Regions from separate parts of the Homo sapiens genome. Here region 2 is linked to region 1. A link is an interaction called in ENCODE POLR2A ChIA-PET data of the cell type or tissue named here. Cell type or tissue: GM12878. All regions are shown on one strand.

Region 1 (2,500 bases):
CCATGTCCCCTGAACTCAAAGTGGCTTTATTCAACAGATGACCAGAAACGTCATTTCCTTCTGCACCTGATAAATTGCATAGTAACTGTGCAGGCTTGCTAGTCTTTGTTTTGCTGGGAACCTAGAGGCCTCAGGATTTCACCTCATCTAACTATATAATTCTACCAGAATTACCCAAGATGATTGTCCGACAATATAGCCAATGATGTGCTGGCAAATATTTTAAAATTGGCTCCCTGGTGGTGTTGGTGGGTGCCTTGATTTACAGTATATGCCAACTGTTGTGGCATAAATACTCTGCCAGCCATGGCCAGTTTTAAGCTATCAAGTTAATGTCCTTGAATACAGAGTTAAGAGATACACAGTAATACACCATTATTTAGTATTTCCAACATAAAGACACAATAGACATAAATAACACCAAGAACACAATAGTAAAATGTAATTAGCCAAGTGATGAGTTTGGGGTAGTTACTACCTTTCTTTTTAATATAACTTATTTAATTATAAGTTTATATAACTTAATTTTTAATTAAGATATTCACGTATCACAAAAGTCACCATGTTAAAGTTTATAATTCATGGTTTCTAATATATTCATCAACTTTGACAACCACCACAGCTATCTAATTCCAGAACATTTTCATTACCCCAAAAGAAACACCATATCCATTAGCAACTCTCCATTCCCCCAATCCCATCAGCTGGCAACCGCTAACCTACTTTTCATCTCTATGGATTTGCCAATTCTAGACATTTCACATAACCATATTCATACAATATGTGACCTGTGTGTCTAACCTCTTTCGCTTTGTATAATGTTTTCAAGTTTCATCCATGTTGAAGCACTTGACAGTTCTTTATATACCGCATTTTATCCATTCATCAGCTGATGAACATTACAGTTGTTTCCACTTTTTGGCTATTATGAATAATGCTGTTGCGATCATTCCTGTACAAGTTTTTGTGTGGACATACGTTTTCAATCTACGTATTTATCTAGGAGTGAAAATGCTGAGTCATATGGTGACACTGTTTAACTTTTTAAGGAACTGCTGACCTTTTTTCCACAGTGGCTACACCATTTTACATTCCCATCAGCAATGTATGAGGGTTCCAATCTGTCCACATCTTTTCCAATGCTTATTTCCCTTTTTTTATTACAACTTAATTTTAACGATGTTCTACTTTAACAACCATCTTGCAAAATTCTTCACAATTGAACAGTCTACTCTCCTGGGTTGATACCACTGCACACAGCCACCAAAGAAAATCTCACCACCATCTCACTAGTCAGTTCCACTTCTTTTTGCTGGCAAGAGCAATACTCAACAGATTTGAATTTCCTTCCTCTTACATCCTTCCTATAGAAAACTGAAACAAAAGATCTCAGGTTCCCTTCTCTTTGGTAATTGAGATGACTTTTGACTGCTGGAGAATCACAAGGTTTTCAGCTCCCACCAGGCACCCCAGCAGAACAGGGTTTGTTTCCCTCCTACATTTGTGTTGAGAAACAAAACTAAACCCAAAATGTATCTTAGTGACACCCAGATGTATCTTCCGGAGGAGCTCTCAAGCAGTTGCTTCAACAGGGCAAACAGCTGTGGTCTGTTTCAACATAATTTGATGTAATCAGGGTTAATTCTGATGATGTAGTAACTCTGAAGACTGTTTTTTAACTGGATTATTGTTGGGTCAACAATCATGTGGCATTACATTTAGTGGCTGAAACAAAAGCCAGAATTAAAACAGCTTCCCCTCAGCCCCCACCCACCCCTTCTAAATGACAGCCTCACCGGGAATGTAAGTTATGAGGCACATTTAACACAATTAACCAAAAAAGGAAAGTAGGTGCAGTCAAATTACCTGCAAGCATCTCCAAGGTCCAGTGTCAATCTAGAGTAAGAGCTGGAAACTTTGTTGTTTTTTCTTTTCCTAGAATGGTTAGAAAATATGTTGGCAGCAATCAGTATAATTTAATATTTTCATAACATTCTAGGAAAAAGCCCCGAGATTTTCCTCTGAAACTTTCCTGAACCAGACAAATGATTTTAGCAGTTCACAGTTCCTCTGTATTTTCCATGCATGTTTTCAAAATGATTATTGTAAGTGAACACTAAATTCACGGTGTGGCATACCAGGGCTGAAAGAGTGTGGTATACAAAGCTCTGAACACATCTGGCACTGTTTCTGAAGAGCAAGGTCTTTATCTTATTTTCATAGATTTGGCCATCATTGTTTATGGTCAGTCCACTTGCAGGGTCTGGGCTGCTCTACATGCACACATACTTATTTAGTCTCTTCCAGTTTTTAGTTTTGGCTAGCCTGAAACACAGCTAACGCCCATGACAAGGGCCATTCTTAATACAGTTCTGGAAAGCAGAATCTTCAAAAATAGATGGTTTGGGAAGCTGCCAAATGTGTTGGTTCTTCAAAATCTTTTAAATCCAATTGTGTGGTTCCAAAAAAGGTCTGACGTGTCCAATCCCCTCTGTAAATA
Region 2 (2,500 bases), 90 kb after region 1:
ATAGGGGTGGATCCCTCATGGTTTGATGCTGTGTTTTTGACGGTGGGTTCTCATGTGATGTGATCATTTAAAAGTATGTGACACACCCCCCTACACACACACTTGCTCCCATTCTCACCATGTGAGACGCATACTCCTTTGCCTTCTTCCATGATTAGAAGCTTCCTGAAGCCTCACGAGAAGCAGACACTACTATGCTTCCTGTACAGCCTACAAAACCGTTAGCCAATTCAACCTATTTTCCTACCAATTACCCAGTCTCAGGTATTTCTCTCTTTTTTGAGACAGGGTCTCACTCTGTCACCCAGGCTGGAGTTCAGTGGCACGATCTCTGTTCACTGCAGCCTCGACCTCCTGGACTCAATAAATCCTCGACCCTCAGCCTCCCGAGTAGCTGGGACTACAGGCGTATGCCACCTGTCTGGCTAAGTTTTGTATTTTTTGCAGAGATGGGGTTTTGCCATGTTGCCCAGGTTGGTCTCAAACTTCTGGGCTGAAAGTGATCTGACCACCTCAGCCTCCCAAAGTGTGGGATATCAGGCATGACCCAATGTGCCTGGTCAGGTATTTCTTTATAGCAGTGCAAAAATTGCCTAACACATCTCACTACAGTAACCTGCACTTGCTTTTAGAGAATATCAACAGGCACAGCATTTCAGGCACAATGTGTTCTATTTATATAATTGCTCAAAAGGCTCACTGGGAATTTTTTAAAACAACTCACATGAAACTTGCTTATTACAAAGGCACTCAATCCTTCATATACTTTTTCTGCTTAGCCAGACAGACCTCAGTGAATTAGGTAACAGAAGAGTGGAGTCCCATACACTTGAAATGGAGAAAAGGCAGGTTAGTATTCCCTTCACAAAGGAATTCAATACTAGAAACGGGTAGAGAATCCAGTATTTAGATTTCCAAAGGCGGCAAGCAGACACTGCAGAGTTAGCACATTAGACAGAGACACTAAATCATTATGCAAATAATGTATAACCTAACTAGCAATTAAAGAAAAGCAAATTAATACCATTCAAGCTAGTAAAAATGAAGTTAAAATGGTGAATTAAGCAGATATTTCTATTCACTTCTTCCTGAGACAACTTTAAAATAATAATAAAAAAACTAAAAGGAAGAATCATGAAGGGGGCCTTCAGTGGACAAGAGGTCGCGACAAATTACTGAAGGACAGAAAACAGATGGCTGAGTGATGACCAATATGGCAAAGCATGGAAGCTGTTATCTGGAATATGAAGTATGCTGCAGCAGAAAATTAGTGACTGACACACAGAACCTTGGTGAGACTGGGGGTAGGAGAAATGGGGATGCATTAAGAGTTTACATATGAACAGTAAATGCTCCCCCACCCACCCATCAGCATAGCTAGAAGCCAGATGTCCTCACCACTCAGGGAACAAAGGATCTTTCTCTAAAGCATTGGTTCTCAGCATCAGCATCACCTGGTGGCCTGTGACACAGGTTGGGAGGTCCCACTCCCAGGGGTTCTGATTCAGTAGTGTTTGCTAGGGGTTGGGGGTAGGAGAAAATGGGAAGTGACTGCTAACGGGTTTGGAGTTTCTTTTTGGAGTGATAAAAATGTTACAAAATTAGGTAATGTTGACGGTTATACAACTTTGTGATCATAGTAAAAACGACTGAATTGTTTACTTTTATTTCTTTTAAGAGACAGGGTCTGGTTCTGTTACTCTGGCTGGAGTGCAGTGGTGTGTTTATAGCTCACTGCAGCCTTGAATCCTGGGCTCAAGCAATCCTCCTGCCTCAGCCTCTAAAGTAGCTGGGACTACAGGGGTGCACCACCATGCCTGGCTGATTAAAAAAAAAAAAACAAAACAATTTAAGAGGGAGTCTTGCTATTGTCCAGTCTAGTCTCAAACTCTAGGCTCAAGCCGTCCTCTTGCCTCGGCCTCCCAAAGCCCTGAGATTACAGCCCTGAGCCACTGCACCTGGCCTGAACTGTGTACTTTTAATGGATGAATTTTATGGTATGTGAATTATATCTCAATAAAGTTGTTCTTTAAAAAAATCATTTACTCTTCTGTATATATCTCTTACAGAAACCCACCAGATAGACTTCAACAACTACAGAATCATGTCTCCTCTTTGTCTTCCCTGTACTAAACATATCCAGTATCTTCAACCATTTCTCTGGGCCATGAAAAGTTGGGCTATAAAGGAACAACTTCTTCATGTAAAGGTTTATAAAAGATTCTAAGTATTTGGAAGTTGATAAAGACACAGGGCAGAAAAGCTACAGTTTTCTATCTTTGGATAATGTGGCTAAATAGAATTTATTCAAGTATAATATATCAAACATGACATAAAAGTACAGAGACATCCCAGAGCCAAACACAAACAACATGTATTAGGATAACTAAAAAATTGTACACCATAAAATGCTCTACAATAATGGGGAGAAAGAGCTACATTAACTGGATTTCTGTTTGTCCAAGAATACAAAAGGAATAGAATCTACATCAAATATAAC

What was found. ChIA-PET counts read pairs that join two places held together with the same protein. Peaks named below come from ENCODE experiments on the same cell type or tissue, not always from the same donor. Only the 100,000 strongest peaks of a DNase experiment are listed, where the experiment ranks them.
Region 2: POLR2A ChIA-PET joins it to region 1 with 5 read pairs; 8 of 35 experiments call an interaction of 5 or more read pairs at or near these places.

Annotation. Positions count from the first base shown.
Region 1 is chr11:78,423,471-78,425,970 of GRCh38, forward strand. LINC02728 (long intergenic non-protein coding RNA 2728) reads right to left here. Exons shown (of 4, transcript NR_120564.1): 3 at 1,867-1,935; 4 at 512-1,725. Among named protein-coding and RNA genes, the nearest start is that of LINC02728, 5.1 kb to the right of the region's middle. In GM12878, no CTCF peak of the experiment used is centred here; a DNase peak (open chromatin) is centred at 1,427; H3K4me3 peaks cover 611 bases; H3K27ac peaks cover 1,493 bases.
Region 2 is chr11:78,513,860-78,516,359 of GRCh38, forward strand. The region is part of intron 6 of NARS2 (asparaginyl-tRNA synthetase 2, mitochondrial); the gene reads right to left. Among named protein-coding and RNA genes, the nearest start is that of NARS2-AS1, 18 kb to the right of the region's middle. In GM12878, no CTCF peak of the experiment used is centred here; no DNase peak of the experiment used is centred here.